Regions from separate parts of the Mus musculus genome. Here region 2 is linked to region 1. Evidence: chromatin loops called from intact Hi-C (ENCODE). Cell type or tissue: heart. All regions are shown on one strand.

Region 1 (8,000 bases):
GAAGATAAAAGAGAGGCCAGGGCATCTCAGGACAGAGAACAACTAGCTCTCGTTAGATGCCAAACTCTTAGAAAAGTCAAGGTTAAATCTCAATGACAGGCAAAGTGTGTTTCCTTAGTAAGTAGTTAGTTGGGGTGCTTTTTTTGCAGGTGACTTAAAACTGGGTCTTTACTCTCTCACACAGATATTAGTAGGTGGAGAGACTTGATTTTATTTTTATTATTAGATTCAGTGGTCGTTCTGTGTCTTTAGCTGTGCCAGGCAGGTTAGAGAAAGGCTGTAGAGGGGACTGGCGGGTGAATGAAGAGAAACACAAAGAGTGAGCCACACTTGCCAGTTTTAATGACCTTGTTCTCCACCGTCATATTTCTCCACCGTCATATTTCTCCACATTTGTTTTTGTTTGTTGCTTTTTGGATCCATGGTCTCATGGTAGGCAAGGCTGACCTTGAACTCAGTCCTCCAGCCTCAGCCTCCCAAGTGTTGTGGTTACAGGCATGCGCCCCCATATCCAGCTTAGGCAGTCATCGTCATCTAGAAGTCATGAGTATTCCCGGATGGGCTCCAGGCCCAGGAAGAGCCTGGCTGGTTCTGGTTAGGCAAGAGCTGGAGACGGAAAGCAGGAGACAGAAAGGATGCTTTCACACGCCAAGCTGACTCATTCCATGAAGACTCACTCCTCACCTCCGTTTCTGGGTGTAAGACGCAGTAAGGTTCAGCGTGCCAGCGTATCCTCCCGTGTCCCTTTACTGCCCAGATGGCCACTGGGTCTTCATTTTAGTGGTGAAAGAAGAGTAAGGAGCCTCCCTCAACGAGCCTTGAAAAGAGTACTCCCGGTTCACCCCATGTAGTCACAAAGCTTGCCTGACTATAGACCGCTGATATAAATTTCTACCTTCTATCATCTTTATTTCAGTCGGTGACTATGGCGGTGTGCACAGAATTCAAATGTACAGTCAGAAAAGATGAGCTTCTAAACACTGCCGCCCAGCCCCCCCCCCCAATCCCTTCTTTAAATTCAGATTGTTTCCTGCCCCATCATTTGCCTTCAGAATTTTTGTCATAGGCAGATTTTTAGAGGTCAGCCCTAGACCTGGGATTTATTTGTGCCCATAAACAAAATCCCAATATTAATCGCCAACTATTTCTGATTCTCAGTTAACGTTCTCAAACATCTTGAGTCCCCAGGGACTCTTTGCCTTGTCATATGAAGATGATGTTTCCAGATTTATATTCCCCAAAGACGCGGGGAGATCATAAAACTTAATGTATTCCGTGGTTCGGAATGACAATTTCACCAAGAGGCGAGGGAATATTTCCGTGTGGATCATTACGGCACCATGTAAGTTGTTACTGTCCCACTTGCTTTTGAATATGTATCTGCCTCTGCCTATAGAACAGCTCCTTTGCCCCCTCTGGGGCTGAAAGTGGCTGTGCAACGGGGCAGACAGTGAGAGCAAAGCTGAGAACAGCCCCCTGCCTGGGATAAGAAGGTGATGGGCGGCAGGCAGAAGGTAAGAGGCTCTCTTAAGCAAAGTGACTAGCCAGACCAGTACACCGAGCAAAATGACTAGCCAGGCCAGTACACAGAGAGAGATTTGGTCTAGAGAGGGAGGCCACAGTTGGGCCCAGGATGGACCTCAGATCTATCCACAAAGAGCTCTGCCCTAGGAGATTTAGCTTGAACAGGTTGCGGCATGTGCAGAGCCCATGAGGTTGTCAACTCTCTAGCGCTGTGGCAGACAAGCCCAGATAACCAACTTTATTTTAGCTCCGGTGTGGAGGTTCTAGCTCATCCCTTAGGCCTGTGACAAGCAGCAGCGCATCACAGCGGGAACACACGATGCTACAAAACCACCTCCTCATGGGCAGGAAGCAAAGGGACAAGTTGCAGAGCTTGGTGACCTGCAGATCTCTCGTTCGGCCCTGCCCTCCTAAAGGTTCCCCCATCTCCCAACAGCACCACACCAGGAACCAAGCTTTTAACACACAGGCCTTTGGGGTGCATTCAAAATTGAAATCACAGCAGTCCAGCTGCATAGAGGCTAATGGTAGGTTTAGGGCGTGGGATGGGAGGCATGGTTCAGTAAAACTACTAGATAAAAGAGGATTTGATGTAGTCAGAATTTTCTGAGTGTTCCTTTCTGGTTCTGTGCTTGAATCCATTCCATCCTAGTAGCAGAGGCAGAGTGACACCTGGTAAAATGTCTTGCACATAACCAGGGCTCCTGGAAAACATGGGGGAAGGAACCATGAATTCTGCTGCTTGGGAGGAGGCTCAGTACGTCTAAGCAAGGTGACACTAGGCATAGCATTACATTGTCCTGTGACTTGGGGAAGTCTCAGATTGCTGTCCCTTCTATTCCTCCCTAGATTACCAAGAGGGTCACTTCTCAGTGCCCAGTTCTAACTACAAATTGAAGCTGATAATGTGACCCCATGTCTCAAGATAGCTATGAAGGCGATTACAGCCTTGTGAGTGTACAGCACATAACCAAGAGCCAGGCACAGGCTTTGAAGCCAGTACATGCAGCTCTAAGGGCCTGGATGCCTGCTGTCAAGCTTTGTCAACAGGCAAAACGCAACTGTGATGCCTCCAAGGAGAATGTGGCAGGAACCCACCTCCCTTTAGAAAGTCACCTGGGGCAGGTTGCTAATGTCAGAATTGTGGGGGTAGCGGAGGCGACTCCACCTTGAGTCGCAGCAGCAAAGGAAGCAGGGGGAGGGGAGGATCCTGGGTAGAGTAGGGAGAGGACCACAGGTCCACAAGGGAGAGAACGGGTGAGCCACAGGCACAACAGAAACAGCTTCACTCTCCAACCTATTGCTGCTTCTTGGACTCCACACTTAAGGATGGGGACAACTGGTGGAATCGATTTATAGACATGTTGATTTACAGATAAACACATGGCGCTTCTTGGCTTGGTTTGTTTTAGAGAAGAAAGACGACTCTGAGAACATAGCTCAATGGTAGAGTAATTACTGAGCATGTGCAAGGCCCTGGTTTCTATCTCCAGCCCTGGAGAGACAGAGACGTGTGTGTGTGTGTGTGTGTGTGTGTGTGTGTGTGTGTGTGTGTGTGTGTGTGCGTGCGTGTGTCTGAGAGAGACAGAGAACACAGAGATATTCTGAATATGATTCTGTTCATCTATATTAAATAAGAGGCTTAAATGTGTGGTTAATGAGACATAGTAAGAGAAAATAAAGACATGAGAAATTGCATGCACTCTATGTCCCTAGAGAACTTCCTTGTCACGATGCTTAGCTGCTCCTCACTTCATCTGCCTCACGTTAGCCTCAGGATCACCGGGTGGGGTCCCACAGCAAGCGATACCATCACATTTCATCATGAAGGCCCAAAGGCTGAGAGCATCAGACCAGGCATCTGAATCCAGTTCTGTCTGCCTAAACCAAGCATCCTCGCACCAAACAAGATATTCCTACACGTTAAAGGCTTGAAAAGCTCTGGAGGTAGAGGAAGGTCTCACCATCCCTCCCTGATCGCCTTCCAAACGCCAGGCGAGAGGGTTGTAGGGTTGAGCTGGCTCTGGGAACCAACGATGTATGTGCAGCTTTCGCCCCCTGGTGGCTGATATGCGAAGTGCTCGACAGTGGAAGAACAAAGGCTGCTAGCGTCCTTCCCTACCGCCCCCCCCCCAACCCCCGCCCCGGAATGGGGGTTGGGGTCCTGGACTTGGCTCTAGCGGCACGATAGACTAATGAGCTGTACATCTGCTCAGGAGGCAGCTGTTGAGTGCCTGACGGAAGGGTCGAGCCTGAAGGAATGAAATGAAAATTTGATTTATGTCGCTTGTTTTGGCAAGCTTTTGGGAAATGACCAGCCAGCAGCGCTGCCCCAGCACTCATGAGGGGTGAAGGGTGAGCGAGTGTCTCCTTGTCGCTCCACCTCACCCTTCAGCTGTCAACGAAGTCGTCCGTGGGGAACTGACTCTTATGCCCCTCCTCCAGGCAGCTGGCTTGTCCCGCCTTTGCTGGAGATGGGGGCGGGGGGCCTTCTGGTTCATCTCTGCTCTGTCTGAAGGGGGCGGGGGGTGCAGCTTCTTATACTTGTTTGAACATACATGTAAGTGTCCTCAGCTCTAGGCATCTGCCAGCTCCAAGCATTCAAAGGGGTCAAAGGGTGTGTCAGCTGAGAGGATGGCCACGCCCGCTATATTTTCAGAGCAGCGGCAATCTCCATGAGGATCGGGCTCCTTTGAGAAAGGTGGCTCCTTAACGCCAGGTCTCCTGGCACTGTGTGGCAGGTGTATGAATGAGGCCACAGGGAAGCTGGGCACCGTGCTCCAGAGCTTGCTTCTCTGCCTGCCTGTCCAATGTTCCCCTCTCCCAGGAGTATTATGGGAAACACCAGTCCAGCGTGTCTTCTCTAGGGCTGGGCTTCCAAGAGAATCAGCCCCGGGGAAGCTCCCTGCTCGTACAGCCTGCCGGAGTGGGAACACTGCCATCCTCCCTCCCTCTGCCCTGCCCCTTAGGGTGCTTCACATATACTTTCTCTGTATTTCATACTACCTTATTGAAAAGGGGAGACATATGTCTCCTGAGAGGCTTTACCTAGGAGCAGATGGAAGCAGACACAAGCATCAGGTGGCCTGTGGGGAGTCCTGTGGAAGAGTAGGGGATAGGATTAAGCCAGCCGGAGTGGTCAAAGACACCACAACTAACCTGGGCCTGTGGGGGTTCACAGAGACCGAACCACTAACCAGTGGGCTGGACCTAGATTCCCTATACACTTGTAGCAGATGTGCAGCTTGGTTTTCATGTGGGTCCCCTAACAACTGAGCTGTCTGACCCTGTGGCTGCCATTGGATCCCCTTCCTCTACTTGGACTGCCTGGTTGGTCCTCAGGAAAAGGGGTGTGTAGTCCATCTAGGACTGGATGTCTCAGGGTGGGGTGGTACCCCAGGGGGCTTTACTTTCTCTAAGGAGAAGATGAGGGAGTAATGGGGGAGAGGGATTTGTAAGGGTGAGACTGGGGGGAGTGGAGGAAGGGGGTTGATCAGGATGCAAAGTGAATAAATAAATTAATAAGAAAGAGAGATTAAAGTGAGTGGCACAGTTGCTTTCTGGCCTTCATGAGGAAAACCTGGGAAGTGAGCTTTGTCTGTCATGTGTGCTTCGCAAAAGCCAAGCTCCTGTCTATGAAAACCACTTAGGAGGTAGGAGATACCTGAGACCAACTTGGAACTCTCAGCTGTCCCCCTGCCTCAGTCTCCCCAGTGCTGGGATTACAGGTGTGAGTCACCACCCCTGGCGGAAGCATGCTTTTCTGCACATGTCCTTCCCATAGACTCCCTCTCCCTGAGGTCATCAAACCATTTATGAGAGGGAAAATGACACGACCTCAGGTTATATTTCCCCTTGAGTGTTTATATTGAATGAGTGAACTAATTAATAACTAGGATTTCTGCATAGATTCGTAATAGGGAAGCAACAATCCACCACTGAAATGTGCATGACGGTGGGGAGCCACTGTCCAGGCAGAGCTGGTGACGCGTGAGGGACTCATACATCCCCAGAGACCCGGAAGACCTTCGTGCCAAACCGGGACCATTTACTATTTCCATTAATGGCTTGAAGGATGGAAGGGAGCCTCAGCTAATCACATTTCTGCAAGCGCTGAAGCTGGAAGGGATCTTTGCCACTTCGGAGGCCCAGATTAAAATGGGATCGAGGCTTGACGAATTGCAGAGATGGCCCTAAATCAATAAACAGAGCAGCAATAAAGATAAATGCCAGCTGTGTGAACGGGGCTGGAGAAATGATCGGCGAGCGAGCGGCGGGGAGAGAAATGAGTTTTGAGGGGCCCAGGAGGAAGAGCCTGGTTGGGAATTGATCGAGCCATCGTGGTGTTGGTAAGGTGGAGGCTGGGTTCTGCCACCCAGTGGACCCCAAACTTTAGAGAGGCGGAAAGCGACTCTGAGAGCTTAGCAAAATGTTTAAGTCAGAGCTTGGCCTGAGAGGGTGACTCAGCGATTCTGGATCCACGAGGAGAAGATTCCGGCGTAGGTGGACCATACACGATGCTTTTGGGAAAGCAAGATGGCAGAAAGCAATTGACTCCATCACTGTCTCACACGGTTTCCTCCCTGTGACGCCTACCCTCAGGGATTCTCTGAGTTCTAGCATTGGATAAGCTTGGAGATAATCTCCTTAGAGGAAAATGAATTCACAAGGCAAAGGAGCACAGTATTGAGCACAAACTTCGCTGCAATTCAATCAACTTCGTGAGCTTGGACCAATCCAGAGTTTCCCAGCTGTTTTGAGCTGGAAGCTTCGCCCCCCGCCCCCACCCCCCACACACACCGCCCCCGTCCCGACGACCCAGCTCCCACCCTTCTCTGCTGTGTTCTGCACGTCTGTGGGACTGCAAAGCCTGCTGAACTCCTTCCAGTGCGGCTACCCATCAGCCACTTGGTCCTGGGTTCTTTCACCTATTCGCACAGCATCACTTACGGTGCCCACTCTTGTTACCCACAATCCCCTGGGAAGGAATTATTGAGCTGAGGGAAGCAAGTTAAACCCAGTGCAGGGTCTTAGCTTCAAGTATCTATTCATAAAGGCTTTTCTTTCATTCATCCAAACCCTCTCGGGGGAACTGAACATCTTTTTTTAACCTTAGCTTGCAGGAGGCTTTGAGAGCACGTACGCTTAAGCACGTGCCACTGAGGCTGGATAGCCACTGAGGCAGGCTTCTAGTGTGGACGTCCCTCAGTTCCAAATATCCTTCCCTTTATTTGGTTTCTGATGTAGGAAGAATTCATTCAGTCTTCTTTATAGGTGGGCCTATGAAATAGAATGTCCCGGGGCTCCACAAGGGTATGTCTGTGGTACAGCTTGCCGTCTGTGCCACGAATCTGGTGCACTGAAATGTGGTGTTTGTTTGTTTGTTTTTTGTTTGTTTGTTTGCCAAGAAGATGCTCAATAAAAATATGAGCCACGATTTTAAGATGAAGATGTTATTTCCAGTCGACCAACACTACATCTGGATTTCTGACATTTCTTGAAACTCTGAAGGCTGTGGGCGGGCCACCATGTTGAGAAACATGGACTAGGGCTGCCTTTCAGTGATGGGTGGGCTCTTCTCTTCTGCAGCTCTCAGCGCTCCCTGTTGTTCCTTCCCTGCCCACCCACTGGCTCACTAAATCAGCTTCTTCTACACTAACCAGGAGCCCCTTGATTTGCATAGTGCAGGGTCCCCACTCGTTCTTGGGGACCCCAGCCTTTGCCTTGCTGTGGTGGGGATTTGCCTCCTGCCGATTGAATGAATGATTGATTGATGAATGAATGAATGAACAAATAAGCAGATGATTCTATACTAAATATGAACACATTAAATATGAGCAGTGCCAATTGTGCTGCTCTTTTAGGGAGTTGAAGCAGAAAGTGAAGCTAAGGCTCCCATCGAGGCTGAGAGGACTCCCATTTTCTGAAAGCCAGCGTATTCTTTTCAAAACAGCTCCCAGATGGCCTCTCCCCTTGGTAATAGAACCACACCCCTAAAAACAGAGGCAGCTATTTTTCAATACATTTACCTGAGGCCTAAGGCCTTATCTTCCCATCCTGTGACCAAACTAACCAGATGGTGCTCGATTCTGCGATTGACTGCATGGCTCAGGGACCAGATCCTTAAATGTGATTATAGCAAAATTCATTACGCTAAGACCTCCCTGGGGTGGGGGGATAGGCTCATAATGGAAACCTCCAGAGGCTCTAGCTGGGGGGGGGGGTGACTCCTGAGCTACACACATCTAGCTATTGGTAATAATTAACCTGAACTAATTATTGGCAGAGCCCACAACTGTTCTTGGAGCTGGGATGTTTGCCTCAGAGCAACACAAAACACTAGCAACATCCATAGGTTCTAATGTAGAAGAGCATGAGGAACCAGAGGCCTGAAGGAAGCAAGATGAGGCAGTGAGCCAGTGAGGGCTTCTTGGTGGAAGGCAGCTCCGCCTAAACAATTCTCTCCCAGCCTGGAA
Region 2 (8,000 bases), 970 kb before region 1:
GGAAGGACCTCAGAAATCATTCAGTCCAGTTACAAGAAAATTCTTTGTGGCTCACCAGCCTCTTTGATAACGAGAGTTTAAAAAAAAAAAAGTTGTAGCTCCTCTTTTGATAAAATGGATATATGCTCTTGACATAGGAAAATCTGTATATGGTCAAAGGGCATTCCTAGGACCTTGAAGGCCATCTGATTAAGGAAACTTTATCCTCTGACGGGAGATGGAGGTTCTGAGGAGTTAGGTTGCACAAAGGAGGCCACAGAAGTAGCTCCTTGTGGATGAGATGACCTTGAGTAGGACAGCGAAATGCTCAGCCCTGAAGGACTGGGGATGTTCAGGGGAGCAGGCCGAAACAAACTCTAGTATGAAACAAAGGATGTCTGTGGTACAAATGGGAGTCTCATGAGCACCCCTCAGAGTTGGTTTGTGAGAAAATACGCCGACTTCTGTCTTTGGCTTTCAGGAGTAGATCCAAGGAAAACCCCTCTTGGGCTAGAGAGATGGGTCAGCAGCTAAAAGCATGTCCTGCTCTTTAGAGGACCTGAGTTTGGCTCCCAGCATCCAACCAGGCAGCCTTACAACTGCCTGTTAACTCCAAACCTCCGGGGATCCTAGGCCTCTCTGGTCTCCATAGGCACTTGCACTCACATGCACACATTCAGACACAGGCACACACACATACATGTAATTAAGCATGACTTAACAAAAAAGAGAAGCAGTGTCAGAAACCTCCACTGATGGAATGTGCTTTCTTTGGAAAGACCAAATTCCCCATCATTTGATTTGGGGACACAGAACTCCTTATAGAGAGGACTTCAGCTTGAACTGGGCAGCCAGCCTGGGCTTACTTGTGTAAGTTTACAAGGCTATCTCAGTCTCATACTAGCCAGAAGGAAGAACAGGTCTCTCAGTGGGGTCAGTAAGGAAGGACAGAAAATTTGAGATGGCTGACTATCAAGTCTGAAGTTGTGTGGGTGTCCAGACAAGAAGAGACCTGGAGACAATACTGGGATTTAAGAATATAGATGTGGTGTTCCCGTGGTCCAATGTGTTGGCATCTGACCATAGGTTGGTAAAGTACAAATGCACAGGGGGGGCAGCTGAAGACATAGGGATCAGAGTTCCAATAGGTTATGGTGGGAGATTGAGTAAGAGGTTTTCTAGAGAGATGACCTAATTAAAAGTAATAATAAAAAATTTTTTTGAGTCAGGGTCTCTAGCTATGTTGCTTTGACAGGTCTTGAAGCCCTGTGTAGGAGGAATGAGTCAGCGCATCTTGACTGGCGGCCCATAATGGCACACACATCTTACAACCTTAAGATCTGCCTGGCACATGGAGACAAATGACAACAGAGCACATGACCTGGCCAGCTAATCAGATGATGCCAGCCACAGGGAGAAAGATGTCATGGACCAGTGGGGCACAGGTGGAGGGTATAAAGGCACACCCCAATCCCACGAAAATTAGTCTGCTTCTGCAAACTCACCTGACTCCCAGAGTCTGTGCTGTTGACTCCCCATCTTATTTCCTATCCACAAGGACCGCCCAGAGGGGTCGAGGGCTAGGGCAACAGCCCTGAATTCATGTGGCCCTTCTGCATCCCTCCAAAGGAGTTGGAACTCAACGTGCACCTGTGTGCTGGCTCTAGTTTAATTTTTAAGACTGGGTACACTTCCAGTAGGAAATAAGATAGCACCTGTAGAGGTCTGAAGAGTAGGGGTGAGCTCACTGTGGAGATGGTGTAATTCCCAAGACAGAGGAAGGAAGAGCAAGAGAGATGAGAATGAAGTAAAATCCTGTAAACGGGAGGCTCCCAGGAAGACAAGCGATTGACATAAACAAGTTCTGCCGAAGCCTGACCTCCACTCTGTGCTCTGGCAGGTAAATTACACTGTGCTTATTCTGGCTGCAATAGAAGCAGTGCCTAAGAGCTATAGAGTGCTTTTAAGTAAGTATGGGTATTTCTTAAATAGGACTTTAAAAAATATCTCTTAGAAAATATATCTAATCTTGTTTCTCCCAACTTCTCCAACAGGAATTAGAGATCACTTTCCGTCATGTTTAATGGGTCCCTTTCAATTGCTTACTTTACAAAGGTGATTCCTGATGTCCAAACATGGTTAAATGAGAAAAGGACATTGAGATAATGCCACGTGCCTGGCACACCTTCATCAAAGATGCAGCAGCAGAATTCTGGGGTTTAGTTCTTAAAGCAAAATCTTGAAGACAAATTAAACAATGACTAGGTCTTTAAGCAATAACATCCGAGAGTTAAGTGAGACAATTGAGAGCAGTCTCCAAGAGCTTCACCTGGGGTCTACTTAGTGATGAGTGCGGAGGTGGGTCTATACAGTGATGAGTGCGGAGGTGGGTCTATACAGTGATGAGTGCGGAGGTGGGTCTATACAGTGATGAGTGCGGAGGTGGGTCTATACAGTGATGAGTGCGGAGGTGGGTCTATACAGTGATGAGTGCGGAGGTGGGGTTTACAAAGGATGAGTGAGGGAGGCGAGGGCTGGAAACTTTGGACTCTACTTTCAGCACTGGCACAGTAAAGGGCTGTCTGTCTGTCTGTCTGTCTGTGCATGAGGAAGAGCAGGAGGAGCTGCAGCTTTCCAAGTTTAAGTTGCAGTATGATCACAAGCAAGCCCAGCTGCCATTTAAGAGTTCCCAAATGTTAGCTTCAGAAGCTAACACTAAAAACAAAGAGGCGCTTTCTTCTTTTGTGGAGGACCTCACTGGAATAACAAGGAGGGAGGTTGGTCTGGCGTTCTCTAAATCTCCTTGCTGTTTCCAGCCCCTGGCACAGGATACTGAAATACGAGTTAGGAAAAGATAGCGCTGGAAAGCACAATGCTGCTTCAGGGTGCGGATGGTGCAGCCCCATCCTGTGACAAGTACAGGACATGGCACAAGTCAGTTCTCAGTCTCCAGCTCTGCACTAACTCAACAGTACGTTCATCCAAACTTGTGGTCCCTTTGGGAGACAAAGGGGCTTCCGGTGCAGACTTGGGTCTCCACAGACCTGGAGAGTGCCCCCAGATCAGGCAGTCTCCCAGAGAGGACACTGTCTTTGATCAGGCCATCACAGTAAATCTCACAGGCTGGCTGTGCATCCAGTCTTCCTACTCTCCTACTCCTCTCACTCTGCTGGGAACCCAGGGACAGGAAAGAGTTCATCTCCCGTCTGTACCAATGATGCAGAATATGTCCCTTACAATGTCAGCCACGGGGCCTCTGGAGAGCTGACTGGATTCTGAAGGATTCTGACATTAGCTGAGGTATATGGAACCATCAGCAGGAGGAAATACAGCAGCCCATGGTACACTTGTATTTTCTTTAGTTTCTGTTTCCCATTGTGAACCTGGGTCTAAAATAGTAAATAGAAAACTCTAGGAATAACCAGTTTTAAATGTTGTGCCATTCAGAGCAATGTCATTTTGAGGATCACAGCTGTGGCGCGATAGTGCTGTGTTCAAACAACCTTCACACTTAACAATGCCTCTGAAGTACAGGAGCAGAAATGCCAAAAATTCAGATCTGTCAAAAAGGGCTTTCTTCAGATGAAAGGTTTGAAAACAGTGCACAGGCGATTTTGAGAGGGAATGCGAGCGCACTGCTTGTAGCGTTCCCTTGCTCTATTGTTAGGGTGCCCCTGCTGTACTGCCGTCTCAATCCATTATTGTGCGGCTTATGTTAAAAAACAAGCAGCACGGGCACACCCGAGGCAGAGGCAGGCGGTTCTCTGTGAGTTCAAGGCCTACCTATTCTACATAAGGAGTCTAGGGGTGGGGAGGAGAGACTGCACATGCTACATTACACACCTGTCAATCAGCGCATGAGCACGCACACACAGACACACACACAGACACACAGACACACACAGACACACACAGACACACACACACACACACACACACACACACACACACACACACACACTTACTTGCCCACATGCCAGGAGGGGCAAGAAGATGAGTTCTCTATTGGTAGCCTACTCGTTGCTGGGTCGTCCTTCCTTAAGTCCTCTTAAGATAGAGGGCAGAGCAAGAAGGTGACAGCGTTGGTCCATTCCGAGCTCTGGCCCCTCCCTCCCACGCCCACCCAGCTTCCCTTCTCAGCTTAGAGCGAGCGATCTCGGTGGCTCACACTTACTTGGCTGCAGCGTCTTTCCTCAGCTGTTCGTGCTTCATGAGGAGGTTCTTCCGGTCTCGGAAGGCTTTTCTGACCTTGTATCCTTTGTAGACTGCTTGGATTTTGAAGGCAGCGATGTCTTGTATAGCTGCGATGGACAGGGCACCATGTTCCAGCATGAACTGGATCACCTCATGGCGCTCACCAAGCAATGCATAATCAAGGGGTGTGTACCTAAGGTTAAAGGAAGACTGATTTGGAATGGATTGTGATTCAAGGCACAGTAGAGCGGACACATTAGCACCTAGCAGTACCCTTATTCAGCCAGGAGGTGGCGCCACACACCTTTAGTTCCACCAGCCTACAGAGTGAGTTCCAGGACAGCCAGTGCTACGAAGAGAAACCCCTCATTTTACCACTGGCTATTTCCCAGGCAAAGCCTGATGTGTTCACCTTCTTTCTCTAAGGAATACAAAACAGGAGGTTGCGGATTCAGCCTTTGTGCGGCTGAGCTCTTGGAGCTGGCTCACAAGTTAGAGCAGTGGTTCTCAACCTTCCTCATATTGTGACCCTCTAGTACAGTTTCTCAAGTTGTGGTGACCCCCAACCATGAAATTCGTTCTGTTGCTACCTCATTAACTGTAATTTTGCTACTATTGTGAATCACAATGTAAATACATGATATACAGGACATCTGCTCTGCAACCCCTGTAAAAGGGTTGTTTGGCCCAAAAAGGGTAGAGAGCCATAGGTTGAGAAACGTTGAGGTAGCAGCTATGGGAACACATAAACACTTCTCTTTTTGTCTTGTGCCAAGTGATTCCCTACATCTGTCTGAAAACATTCTCCAAATTACTTTTCTGTAATTACTATAATTAATGCTTACAAAAAGAAGCCTGTTTTCAGATAGGGGAGACTGACTCCATGACACAGAGGGTCCCTACTACAAGTCACTGCGGGGAGCTGAATTGTGGACTGAATGGTGTTGGTAGCCACCTGGGTAAAAGAGACTTTTTTGTTTACTTGTTTTTGAAGCAGGATTTCTCTATGTAGCCTGTGGTTTGTGTATGCTTGCGCCTGTTGGAGTAGGTGTGTCACTGTGGGCATGGGCTTTAATACCCTAGTCCTAGTTCCCTGGAAGTCAGTCTTCCCCTAACAGCCTGCAAATGAAGATGTAGAACTCTCGGCTCTTCCAGCACCATGTCTGCCTGGACACTGCCATGCTCCTGCCTTGAAACAGACTGAACCCCTGAACCTGTAAGCCAGTCCCAACATTTGTTGCCCTTATAAGAGTTGCCTTGGAGCCGGGCAGTGGTTGCACATGCCTTTAATCCCAGCACTTGGGAGGCAGGGGCAGGCGGATTTCTGAGTTGGAGGTCAGCCTGGTTTATAGAGTCAGGGCTACACAGAGAAACCCTGTCTCGAAAAACCACAAAAAAAAAAAAAAAAAAAAAAAAGACACCATGACACCTTGGTCATGGTGTCTGTTCAATAGCAGTAAAACCCTAACTAAGACACAACCACTAAAGATATGTGCAGCCACGCCCAGCTAAAGAGTCTTGCATATTGCATCATAAGCTGAACTAGCCCAGATGGAGCAAAGAGCTACATATAAGAAAAGAGACCGGGGCTGGTGAGATGGCTCAGTGGGTAAGAGCACCCGACTGCTCTTCCAAAGGTCCGAAGTTCAAATCCCAGCAACCACATGGTGGCTCACAACCACCCATAACGAGATCTGATGCCCTCTTCTGGTGCGTCTGAAGACATCTACAGTGTACTTACATATAATAAATAAATAAATAAATAAATAAATAAATAAATAAATAAATAAATCTTTAAAAAAAAAAAAAAAAAAAAAAAAGAAAAGAAAAGAGACCACGCAGGGACTGGAAGATTTCATGGAAGATTGGAGAAATAGTGAGCAGGAGGTTATTTCTGAAAAAGTGAGATGGAACTTAAAAATCATAAAAACGACCAGTAAATGAGACTAAATAATAAAAAATTTATAGGGGAAAACATCATTTAAATGATACATATATATTTTAAGACTTGGGATGGGATTAAAGTATAAAAACTGAAATAAAAATATTCTCCCAATGGTGGCAGTAATGCCACTTCCAATCAGACTTGATCTTTTGGGGTCTTAGCTGTCTGTGTTAAAGTGAATGGGGAAAGTGGGAGGTGGATGGAAAGGGCTTGCCCCATGCCCAGCATGCAGCAGACCCTGTCTATCTATGAGCACAGGACCCACACTGCAGCAGGGGTTATGATGCTGCAGGTGCCTGCCGCCAACACTTCCATAGGACCCAAACTCATGTTTACCCAGTGACAACTGCACACCGAGGCACATCTGCAGGGTGATGGAGGTGGTCCACACAACCATGGATCACCACGCACAGTGGGAAAAGGAGACGGATGTAAGAATGCAAGGTTAGACTCAGAAGACCTCATAATGGCTACTGAAAAGTAAATCTCTCTGCAAACCATACCCAATAGTTACAGAAGGCATAAAAGGAAGAGGTTTTCAGAACAAGGGTGGTTTGCTTGCTTCAAGAAGGAGACTGAATTCAGAGACTGTGTTGGGTGACTAACAGATCATGAATAGTTTCCTCACTGAAACCCCAATAGCTGAAAAAAAAAACTGGTCATTTCAGAACACCTCAATTCAGGACACATCACTACTGTTTAGGGAAAAGAGGACCATAAATAAGTAGCCTCAAATGATACTTAAGTAGGTATTATTTTGTAAACTTTGAAGAATTAAGAATTGGACAGTGCCTCTTCTGGCTGCACATCCACTAATGAGATGATCAGAGAGCCACTGAGCACAGGGTAGCAATGTGAACTGATCTTTACAAGTCACTAAATGCAACACCTTCATTTCATAAATAAATAGAGACCCAGGAAAGTTAAGCAACGTGTTGACAATTACACAACCAGTTTGTACAGAATGTAGACTATAATTGATTGCAAGTAGCTCCCAGTTTAATATAACCCCCTTTTCTATCAACTCTTGAATACATTCTGGTAGAACAGAAGTGCCAGTGAGATCAATTTGCATACAATATGTGTATTTAGTAAGGTTTTATTGCTATGTTTATTCCTTTTAATTTCTTCCTTTGAATTTTTGTGGAAATATTTTAAAGCTAATTGTCGAGTCCTGTCAGTCCATCTCTCTGTGTCTCAGCATTCATCTACACCTAACACAGGCACAGCCGCAAGGATATGCTAACAAAAATATAGCAGTGACTTCTTAGTAAAATATAATGCATAACTCCTCCAATTAAGATTTTTGATCCAATCGCTCTTAGCTTCAAGCAGACAGAATGTAAATATCTAGCCAGGTTTTAAGGCTGACGTTTATATCTAGTGTTTCAGCAACTGTGTTGTCCTTATTATTCCATCCCACATTCCATTTAGAAACGTTCAAGCCCTGTGAATATTCCCATTGACATGAGAGAGTGGCTGTCAGATAGCTATTGACTGAGAGCCAGAAGAAGTTGGCAGAAATGATGTCTATTTGAGGTACATCACTTGGTTAATGTCTATGCACAAGAAGTATAAATTAGCACTATATTGATGGTAACCAGCCAAGAAACAATGTAGACACTGATGAGAGATAACATACAATTGGACCTGCCACATGGGGACGGGATGATGGGCTCAGCAGAATGCCCAAGCCAGAATGTCAATAAGCATAAGCAGCAATGCCAGCTTCTTACATGTGTACATCCATGTGCACTGCTATGGAAACAGAAGCAGGCCACCACTCCCTCCATTTTTCCATTGTTTCTTTACAAAGAGAGCAGCTAGGAAGTAACATTGTTATAGTAAATCCTTCTTTTTAATTATTGATTGACGATGATAT

The links. Hi-C counts contacts between places; a loop is a spot of excess contacts. Peaks named below come from ENCODE experiments on the same cell type or tissue, not always from the same donor. Only the 100,000 strongest peaks of a DNase experiment are listed, where the experiment ranks them.
Region 2: a loop joins it to region 1, with 2.9 times the contacts of the local background. A loop is called at or near these places in 16 of 42 quality-filtered maps.

The regions. Positions count from the first base shown.
Region 1 is chr4:47,433,770-47,441,769 of GRCm38, reverse strand. No RefSeq gene overlaps it. Among named protein-coding and RNA genes, the nearest start is that of Alg2, 37 kb to the left of the region's middle. In heart, a CTCF peak has its summit at 3,583 (motif pointing left); DNase peaks (open chromatin) are centred at 3,599 and 4,009; H3K4me3 peaks cover 1,673 bases; H3K27ac peaks cover 1,937 bases; H3K27me3 peaks cover 372 bases.
Region 2 is chr4:48,403,964-48,411,963 of GRCm38, reverse strand. It overlaps Invs (inversin), which reads right to left. Exons shown (of 17, transcript NM_010569.4): 12 at 4,154-4,366. Among named protein-coding and RNA genes, the nearest start is that of Tex10, 65 kb to the left of the region's middle. In heart, a CTCF peak has its summit at 4,455 (motif pointing right); no DNase peak of the experiment used is centred here; H3K4me3 peaks cover 719 bases; H3K27ac peaks cover 662 bases.